Regions from separate parts of the Homo sapiens genome. Here region 2 is linked to region 1. A link is an interaction called in ENCODE POLR2A ChIA-PET data of the cell type or tissue named here. Cell type or tissue: Panc1. All regions are shown on one strand. Links, peaks and the distances in the headings refer to the core of each region. The heading gives the core; the rest is flanking DNA. Region 1 overlaps MTOR (mechanistic target of rapamycin kinase). Region 2 overlaps EXOSC10 (exosome component 10).

Region 1 (5,377 bases), core at 58-5,057:
AAAGTATAGATACAATTTTGTATGCTGCCTTTTCACTAACACAGGTATTTTCCACTCCATTCAGTCTTCATAATTGCTTTTACTGGCTGCATACCCGTTTCCTCCCACTGATAGATCCCATGGCTGGTTAGCAGCAGCACTTGTTAGATACCAGGCCACCAGGAGTGCTGCTGATGGCTCCCATTCAGCACTCTCTATGCTAAGTGAACTGTCCTGCAGAAGTTTACAAAGTCAGCTCTGGGAATCCTAGTGCCCAGCCTCGGAGAGGAATACTGCCCAGCGATGAGCTGGCAAGCTGGCCCATTTGACTCACCGTCTCCAGGCATCTCCTGGTTGGATATAGGGCCCAGGTACCTTAGCACAACCCAGAATAAGGCAGAGAGAGGTGCACAACCCCAGAATGTCAAAGCACACGACTTTTGCTGGCCAGGTTTGCAACTGAGGAGCCTGTCAGAGGCGTGTTGTAAAAATGATGAATGGCTGTCACATTTCCAAGGCTCTGGCTGATTTAGGGAGCTATTGGCAGGCACACCGCTCCCAGCATGTCAGCCAGTTAATTACTTCCAACTTTATCTTACTTGTCAACACTTCTTGACAAATTGGCCATTATCTTTTTATTCTACAACAATGAGCACTGCTCCTTTTCTTGTGATGCCTGCAGGTTCTTCTCCCCCTTTCTGCTTCTTCACATCCAGAGAGAAACAAAGAGCTCTGAGAGAGACTACTAGAAAGAAGCAGCAGTCAGGAAAAGGATGGGGAAAAGGAGCAAAAGGGGTGGGCTGATAGAGTGACTCCAAAGCTAATGTTCATCTCTCTTGACTCAAAACTGAGGTGATATTTTGGGTAAAGTCCTGATTTCTTGGCTTCTGAATGTCCAAGAACTCTGACTCAGTCCATTATGTGGATAAAGTTGGGAAACAAAACTTAAACAAGCTGGCACCTAGTGATCTGGCAGCTTGTAACTCTTCACATTTAATTGTAGAAGCAGATGTGAGCTGGTCTTCCACTCTATTAAGGAGTTGGGCCACAGTGTAGGAATAATGATGCCCATTCTGGGTTCAGGGAAAAGAAAAAACCATGCCCACCTTCTTGGTAATGGATGCCTCATGGAAGAGAACTGTGGCACTCTATAACTGGATTACCAGGATTCACAGCCAGTGAAAAGTCCAGAAATGTTTGGAGAGACCAGTGGTGCCCCTACTGATATCATCACTGCATGAACAGTCAGAGGTGGCCATGAGGCAGAGCCCAGCACCTACTAGATTTCATCAGTTCTAAGACACACATTTTTTTCACACCTTAACATCTCTGAAATTGGGATGCAGCATACAATTCAAGGTTTCAGAGCACTGGGACACAGTGTAACTGCTAGCACTTTCTTTCCCTCCCCCAGTGTTATATAAAAATCAGAAGCAGTTTCTCTAAGTCAGCATAAGAGCAGTCCCATTAAATCTCCAGGTAGTCTGAAGGATAAGCTAGCTTTTGTAGAAGAGTTTAGGGATACCACTGAAATACAGCAAGTTTCTCCCCTTAGAAGGGTCTTGTTTTGTAACAATAGCCCCTCTGTCCTTTTGGCCAGCTTTAGGAGAAACCCCAGAACTCTCCTCTTCTTACAATTCCTCGCTGATGGCGAGGTTTCTCCACTGAAGAGCCTTCCCTGGGGTTCATAAGACGCTCTGCAAGAGCAAGCTGTTACAGTGACCCTGGGGGAAGTCTTGACAGCAGCTAGAAGTAAATGCATGCTCTACTGATAACTGGTGAGAGATGTGGCCTCTTGGGCTGAATCTAAAAGTGCATTTGAAAAAAAAAATGGGGCTACAGCAAAGATACAAACTGCTTCTGCTTTTGCTCTTTTCTCCTACTCTTTGCAGCATGGAGCTTTTCTACAAAGGACACAGATTCTTACAGGCACACTGGCCCTTCTGAAGTCAGCACGAACATAGAAGTTTGGAATGTGGTTTTTTGTTTGTTTTGAGATAGTGTCTTGTTCTGTTGCCCACGCTGGAGTGCAGTGGTGCAATCATAGCTCACTGCAGCCTCAAACTCCTGGACTCAAGTGATCCTCCTGCCTTGGCCTCCTGAGTAGCTGAGACCACAAGCGCATGCCATCATGCCCCACTAAACTTTTTACAGAGACAAGGTCTTGCTATGTTACCCAGGCTGGTCTTGAACTCCTGGCTTCAAGCAATCCTCCTGTCTTGGCCTCCCAAAGTGCTGGGATTATAGGAGTGAGCCACTGCACCCAGCCTGGAATGTGTTTTGCTGTGAGCAAAACCTCACCTCTGTGGACTGACTGCTTTTTCTTCCAGCAGAGGTACAGAAAAAGAAAAGGACCGCATATCTTTTCTGGAAGCCAGGAAACAACTGTAAAAGCAGGAATCATACTTTCAAGCAGCACAATATTGGCACCCTGGAAACATGTGTTTAGAATTAAGACAAAGAGTGGGTTTTGTTTGCCCATTTAGCCCCTTGCCTGCAGACTGTAAAACCCAGTCACCCTTGCCATTAATTGGTTGCTCAGGCATAACTGGCACAAATCCTCTAACATTCTTAAAGAATGACCAGGCCTGTTTTCCAGTTTGTGGTGCCTAAGTCAGGGTGGAGATGTCTAACCCAAAGAGAAGCTCTGTAGTTCAGAGAACAGCTTGGTGGGGTGGACATGTGATCTTGTCCTGCAACCCCTGACAAGGTCTTATCTCTAGCTAAGGGTGATTTACTGAAATTGCAATATAATGGACATTTGATTTCCCTTTGGGGACAGATGAGCTTTGTTAGGTTACTGGGGATAAAATATGGGGACTACAGCTGCCCAGAAATAAGGCAGGTTTTTTTTTTTTTTTTGACGGAGTCTTGCTCTGTCGCCAGGCTGGAGTGCAGCGGTGCGATCTCGGCTCACTGCAACCTCTACCTCCCGAGTTCAAGCAATTCTCTGGCCTCAGCCTCCCAAGTAGCTGGGACTACAGGAGTGTGCCACCACATCCAGCTAATTTTTGTATTTTTAATAGAGACGGGGTTTCACCACATTGGCCAGGATGGTCTTGATATCTTGACTTTGTAATCTGCCCGTCTTGGCCTCCCAAAGTGCTGGGATTACAGGCATGAGCCACCTTGCCCGCCCGAAATAAGGCAGTTTTTATGGGGACATGTTACTTTCTTCATTTTGTCAACATTAGCTGTTGCATGCAGCCCCTAGGGCCAGTGCAGGTTGAAGTAATCAGACATGTCATTTACACTGGCTTCTGGAATAAACAGGAGAGGGAGAAAACCTGATCTCAGATACTCTGTGGTCCTCTTGCTGATCATCTTCCTAAGTAAAAAAAAAAGTGATGAGACACAGCCTGGTGATGTCTAGGAATATGTATGCAATATATTATACAATAAGGAAGCTACCTCAAGTTATTGATTTAAAAAATGGGGTCAAAGCCGGATGTAGTGGTGGGCACCTGTAATTCCAGCTACTCGGGAGGCTGAGGCAAGAGAACTGCTTGAATCCAGGAGGCGGAGGTTGCACTGAGCTGAGACCCCACCACTACACTCAAGCCTGGGCGACAGAGCCAGACTCCATCTCAAAATAAATAAACAAATAAAATAAAAATTAAAAAGAGGGTTGAAACAAAGGATCTCAACTCTCCCAGTTTTCACTTTCTTTGATTCTATGACTAAGACCTGAAGAAGGAAAACTGACCCCATGCAGGACAGAATGTGATGCCCTACAGCGAAGACCTCACCACAGTAAAACACTGGAAACGTCCATGGAGAGAGACTGTAAGTCTCCATAATAGATATTTAGGGGGAAGAGAACCTTCTCTTTGAAATTCATTATTTCATTTGACAAGTTCTAATTTAGTATGCATTTTGTCTTAGGCTTTATGCTAAGTGCTAGATGCTAGAGGTACTGTGGAAAATAAGAGAAACATGTTCTTTGCTTTCGCAGAGCTTACAGGTTAGAGAAGTAGATACACAAAAAAGTACAAACCGAGGCCAGGTGCAGTGGCTCACACCTGTAATCCCAGCACTTTGGGAGGCCAAGGCAGGCGGATCACCTGAGGTCAGGAGTTCGAGACCAGCCTGACCGACATGGAGAAACCCCCTCTCTACTAAAAATACAAAATTAGCAAGGCATGGCAGTGCATGACTGTAATCCCAGCTACTCAGGAGGCTGAGGCAAGAGAATTGCTTGAACCTGGGAGGCGGAGGTTGCAGTGAGCTGAGATTGCGCCACTGCGCTCCAGCCTGGGCAATAAGAGCGAAACTCCATCTTAAAAAAAAAAAAAAAAGTACAAACTGAAATAAGTGCTTTTGTGGCAAATACCATGAAGAGAACAGAGTGCTTAGAGAAAAACATGGGGATTTATGGGGATTTATGTTAGACTAGAGTAGTCAGCAAATACTTTTATGACGAGACAACAATTGTGTACTAAATAATACAATACTACTACTTGGTACAATACTACTACTTGATATTTGCTAGACGTTGACTATGTGTCAGATACTAGTTCAAGTGTTTTATGTGCATTATCTATTTTTACACAAACATCCTAATTCAAGTATACATAAATATAGGAGAATATAACACCTAAGTGTACAGTTTGATGAATTATCATAAAGTGAAGACATCTTTGTAATTACCACCCAGACCAGAAACAGAACACAACCAGCTGCCAGCAGCTCAGAGGCACTGAGCCCCCTCCCAATCACTGCTCCCCTCTGTGTCCCCAGAGGTCTGTAAACCCTACTCTGACTTCTAACACAATGGGGTTGTTTGCTCAGTTTTTGAGCTTAATTATATAAACATTCAACACTATGTTTGTGACATGCACCCAGGCTGCTGCACGTCGCAACAGCTTTTCCTTTCTATTGCTGAACAGTATTTCACGGTGTGAATATACCACCATTTACCTATCTTACTGCAGATGAACACTTGGATTGTTTTCAGTGTTTGGCTATTACGAGGGGTAGTACGCGGACACTCTTGTCCATGTCTTCTGGAGCATGTGTGCTTGCACTTCTGCTGGAAAATATCTATAGCAGAATTGTTGAGTTACATATAAGGATATGTTTAGCTTTATAAGATACTGACAGATTGTTTTCCAAAGTGGCTTTACCAATTTACATTTCTACCAATAGGACATGAAAAGCCCAATTGCTTCACAATCTCTGTCAACATTTGCTATTTTCAGCCTTTTCCATTTCAGCCCTTCTGGTTGGTGTGCAGTGGCATTTTATTATGATTTAAATTTTTATTTCCATAATGACTAATGAGATGGGATAGCTTTTCATGTATTTATAAGCCTTTTGGATATCTTTGTGAACTAAGTGCCTGTTCACATCTTTTGTCAATATTTTATTTTTTTCTTTTTGAGACAGAGTCTCTCTA
Region 2 (5,377 bases), core at 158-5,157, 88 kb before region 1:
GTAGCTGGGATTACAGGCACACACCACCTCGCCTGGCTAATTTTTGTATTTTCAGTAGAGATGGGGTTTCACCATGTTGGCCAGGCTGGTCTCGAACTCCTGACCTCAGGTGATCCACCGGTCTCAGCCTCCCAAAGTGCTGGGATTACAGGCGTAAGCCACCGCGCCCAGCCTTCGTGTTTTACATCTATAAAATGGGAATAAGAGCAACTGCTACTTCTCAGGACTGCAGTGAGGTTTACATGAGGCAATGCTGTGTAGGCCCTTTGTGAACACAAACAGCAGGTTTTATTGCTAAGGCCCAGGTTGGGGTGTAAGGAGGAAATCACTACTCCTCAGATTGTTTTCATGTATATACTCCACAAAAGTGAAAATGTGGCAAAAAGGTAAGTACTCACGGCAGAAAGTCAGACACAGGCCAACACTTACATGTCTTGCTCAACCTGCTGGGTTCTCTGCTGATGGATGAAATCAGCCAGTGCAGGGGGGACGTCCAAGTCCTCAGGACGATCCTGTGGGCGTTCCCGCCTTTCCTTAGAGAGAGCTGGGGATCCCAGCAGTGACAAAAACATCATTAGCACATTCATGTCTTTTCTAATTACACAGGGGTAAACTGGTTCCCTTTGTTTTTTGGCTTTTTTTTTTGAGACAGGGTCATGTTCTGTCCCCCAGGCTGAAGTGTGGTGGCACAAGCACAGCTCACTGTAGCCTTGACCTCCTGGGCTCAAGTGATCCTCCCACTTCAGCCTCTGGAATAGCTGAACTGGGCTCCCTTTGAACAAAGGAGGGTGGGCTCCCTTTGAACAAAGAAGAGAGACCTGTACACCCTTCCTGGTTTTTGCATCAAATAAAGTGAGACTCAAACACAGGCAAAGTATGCACTATTTACCTTGAGGGAGAGGTTTCTGAGCATTGGGTTTGATGAAGATTTTAGGAAGAAATGGTGTGTTGGAATTGTCAATCTTCTCTCGAAACTTGAGCTGAGGTCGGATGATATTTTTTGCATGAAGCAGCCGGAAAGTTTCAGATTTTGCTTTTTTGCCATATTCTGCTGCCTATGATCAATGAATACAAATACTTTATAACACAGCAACTTGATGAATTAGAAAAGTAAATTCCAATTTATGACTTCTGAGGAGACAAGAACATCGCAAAGGTCATTCATTCATTTAAGAATGTATGTGCATGTAGAGGTCTCCAGAAAGAGAAGAAGAGGGTGTAATTAGTTTGTGTATGTTTATGAGAACAAACTAAAGGAGACAGTGGCCAGTTCTCTAATAAATTAGAACAGAAATGCATGTTAGAATGAGCAAAATCTCTGTTATGAAGCTGACATCAAGAGCTCTAGTTAATCTGAAAAGCCCTCACCTTACGGTTCCAGCTGGACACTACCGTTTTGGGGACCTGCAAGCCGGCAGGGAGGACAGGCTGTTGATTCTTGTTTACACCTGAGGCTTCATCCAGTAAAATACCCTAAGAGTAGAAGAGGTACTGGTTAAGCATTTTTCCTTTTGAGGTTAGCAGAGTTAACTACCTAACATTTTATTTATTTAACATGGAGTATCACTCTGTCACCCAGGCTGGAGTGCAGTGGCGCAATCTTGCCTCACTGCAACTCTTTACAGTTCTGAATTGGGCTCACTGCAACCTCTGCCTCCAGGGTTCAAGCGATTCTCCTGCCTCAGCCTCCCGAGTAGCTGGGATTACAGGTGTGCACCACCATACCTGGCTAATTTTTTATTTTTAGTAGAGATGGGGTTTCACCCGGTTGGCCAGGCTGGTCTCGAACTCCTGACCTCAAGTGATCCGCCCACCTGAGCCTCCCAAAATGCTGGGATTATAGGCGTGAGCCACCGTGCCCCACCTAATTACCTAACATTTTAAAGAGATTGGTATTCAGAGACATTTGTGTAAGAAAATATACATATATAAGAACAGATCAATGTATGTATCAAAACATCAAGTTGTATGTAATAAATATATAGATGGTCCCCAATGTATGACAGTTTGACTTGTAAGTTTTTGAGTTTACAATGATGTGAAAGTGATTTGCATTTAGTAGAATCCATATTTCAAGTACACTTACCACCTGTTTTTCTTTTTTCTTTTTTGAGACAGAGTCTTGCTCTGTTGCCAGGCTGAAGTGTAATGGCGTGATCTCAGCTAATTGCAACCTGCCTCCCGGGTTCAAGCGATTCTCCTGCCTCAGCCTCCCAAGTAATTGGGACTACAGGCATGCACCACCACGCCCAGCTAATTTTTGTATTTTTAGTAGAGACAGGGTTTCACCAGGTTGGCCAGGATGGTCTCGATCTCTTGACCTTGTGAGCTGCCTGCCTCGACCTCCCAAAGTGCTAGGATTACAGGCGTAAGCCACTGTGCCTGGCCCTGTTTTTCTTTTTTTTTTTTTTGAGAGGGAGTCTCACTCTGTTGCCCAGGCTGGAGTGCAGTGGTCCAATCTCAGCTTGCTGCAGTCTTCGCCTCCTGGGTTCAAGCAATTCTCATGCCTCAGCCTCCCGAGTATCTGGGACTACAGGTGCACGCCACCACGCCCAGCTAATTTTTGTATTTTTTAGTAGAGATGGGGTTTCACTATGTTGACCAAGCTGGTCTTGAACTCTTGACCTCAAGTGATCCACCTGCCTTGGCCTCCCAAAATGCTAGGATTACAGGCATGAGCTACTGTGCCCGGCCACAACCTGTTTTTCACTTTCAGAAGTGTATTCAATGCTACTTGAATTACATGAGATGAATATTCAACACTGTATTATAAAAATAGGCTTTGTGTAAGATTTTGCCCAACTGTAGACTAATGGAAGTTTTCTGAGCACATTTAAAGCAGGTTCAGTTAAGCTATTTGGTAAGTGAGGTGTATTAAATGCATTTTTGACTTATAATATAGGTTTATTGAGACATAACCATGTAAATGATCGCCTATACAATTTTTGTCAATAAAAAAATAAAAATTTTACAAAGTTGATCAATAAAGGTCATTAGTATGTCATGCCAAGTAATTAATGCATTATTTGCTCAAAGGCAGGTAGGACAGTAATTACCCATGCCCAATACTCGATTGACTCTTTAAAGCTCTGAATTGGGCTGAAAATTCTAATATGATTTAACAGTGTAATGTGGCCACTAAAATAACTAAGAAGTCCCTGGACTGCATACATTAAATATAGAAGTACACTATTTAGAATGAAACTGCAGGGAGTCCTCATCTATTTTGCACTTTAAAGCAGACGTGAAATATCAGCTTGGGCACTACTAACAGAGGCACAACCAGGTGACACATAGGATTATGGCAGGACTTGAAATCACAATATACCAGAAACTGCTGAAAGATTTGTAGGCATTTAGACTAGGGAAGAGATGACTTCATGGGACAGGAGGGCATGATTTAAATATTTTCAGGACTGTCAGATGGTTGAAGTCAGATTTGTTTTCCATGATCTCTATGTATTTCTGTGGAAATAACGTTCTGCCATAGAATTAGGCATAAATAGATAGTAAGCAAGACAGAATAATACACATCTCCTTCCAATCCTGTGAGCTGGAGGGGGTTCAGTAGATTTTGAGTAACGGTACAAATAAACTAAATTTTGGTTGGGTGATATAAATGCCTCTTCTTTTGCAACACAAATAGAATTTGCAAATCTTGTCAGGCACAGTGGCTCATGCCTATAATCCTAGTGACTAAGGAGGCTGAGGTGGGGGGGGATTGTTTGAGGCCAGGATTGTTTGAGGAGTTCAAGACCAGCCTGGGCAACACAGCAAGACATTGTCTCTATAAAATAAAAAAAAATTCAGCCAGACGTGGTGGTGCACACCTGCAGTCCCAGCTACTTGGGAGGCTGTGGTGGGAGGATCGCTTGAGCCCAGGAGTTCAAGGTTGCAGTGAGTTATGGTTGCACCACTGCACTCCAGCCTGGGTGACAGAGCAAGACTTCAGTATCCAAAAAAATAAAAACAGAATTTGCAGATCTGGAAGACAGATTCAGAATAAGGCACTTTATTTATTTATTAATTTTAAATAAAGACAAGGTCTCACTATGTTGCCCAGGCTGGTTCTGGAACTCCTGAGCTCAAGCAATCCTCTTACCTCGGCCTCCTACAGTGCTAGGATTACAGGAGTGAGCCACTGACCCTGGCCAGAATAAGGCACTTTAACTTTTTTTTTTTTTTTTGAGATGGCGTCTCACTCTTGATGCCCAGGCTGGAGTGCAATGGTGCAATCTTGGCTCACTGCAACCTCTGCCTCACGAGTTCAAGCGATTCTCCTGCCTCAGCCTCCTGAGTAGCTGGGATTACAAGTGCCCACCACAACACTCAGCTAATTTTTTATATTTTTAGTAGAGACAGTGTTTTACCATGTCCGCCAGGCTGCTCCTGAACCCCTGACCTCAGGTAGGTGGATCCACCCACCTCGGCCTCCCAAAGTGCTGGGATTATAGGCGTGAACCACCATGCCAGGCCACCTTTTTTTTTTTTTTTTTGAGACAGAGTCTCACTGTCATCCAGGCTGGAGTGCAGTGGCATGATCGCGGCTCACTGCAACCTTGGCCTCCCGGGTTCAAGCGATTCTCCTGCCTCAGCCTCCTGAATAGCTGGAATGACAGGTGTGTGCCACCATGGCCTGGCTAGTTTTTATATTTTAGTAGAGACGGGGTTTCACCATGTTGGCCAGACTGGTCTTGAACTCCTGACCTCAGGTGATCACCCGCCTTGGCCTCCCAAAGTTCTGGGATTGTAGGTGTGAGCCACCACACCTGGCTGGAATAAGGCACTTTAAAAACAGGCTTTCAGGCTCAGTGAGGTGGCTCACGCCTGTAATCCCAGCACTTTGGGAGGCCAAGACAGGCAGATCACTTGAAGTCAGGAGTTTGAGACCAGCTTGGCTAATATGACAAAACGATGTCTCTACTAAAAATACAAAAATTAGCCAGGAATAGTGGTGGGTGCCTGTAATCCCAGCTACTCCGGAGGCTGAGGTAGGAGAATCGCTTGAACCTGGGAGGTGGAGGTTGCAGTGAACCAACATCGCCCCACTGCACTCCAGCCTGGGCAACCAAGCAAGACTCCGTCTCAAAAAAAAAAAAAAAAAAGAAGCTTCCATGGGGCAGTAATATTTTTAAGACAACTGTAATTATTTTTTAGAAAAAATATACCAACTATTAGAAGGGAATGTTATTATAAGAAATGTTAAGCTTATTTCCTTTTCATTTTCTAAGGTGCCTGGGTTGCTCTGTCTATCCGTATATTTTAATAATACAAAGCTCTTTGTTAGTTACCATAAGAGTAAGGGAAGGCCGGGTGTGGTGGCTCACGCCTGTAATCCCAGCATTCTGGGAGGCTGAGGCGGGCGGATCACAAGGTC

Evidence for each region. Peaks named below come from ENCODE experiments on the same cell type or tissue, not always from the same donor. Only the 100,000 strongest peaks of a DNase experiment are listed, where the experiment ranks them.
Region 2: POLR2A ChIA-PET joins it to region 1 with 5 read pairs; 9 of 35 experiments call an interaction of 5 or more read pairs at or near these places.

What each region holds. Positions count from the first base shown.
Region 1 is chr1:11,177,957-11,183,333 of GRCh38, forward strand. All of the region lies in intron 28 of MTOR (mechanistic target of rapamycin kinase), which reads right to left. Among named protein-coding and RNA genes, the nearest start is that of ANGPTL7, 8.7 kb to the right of the region's middle. RefSeq lists an enhancer at 1-430. In Panc1, for the core only: no CTCF peak of the experiment used is centred there; no DNase peak of the experiment used is centred there; H3K27ac peaks cover 5,000 bases.
Region 2 is chr1:11,090,125-11,095,501 of GRCh38, forward strand. It overlaps EXOSC10 (exosome component 10), which reads right to left. Exons shown (of 25, transcript NM_001001998.3): 4 at 1,369-1,473; 5 at 890-1,055; 6 at 430-544. Among named protein-coding and RNA genes, the nearest start is that of EXOSC10-AS1, 6.9 kb to the right of the region's middle. RefSeq lists a silencer at 2,169-2,349. In Panc1, for the core only: no CTCF peak of the experiment used is centred there; no DNase peak of the experiment used is centred there.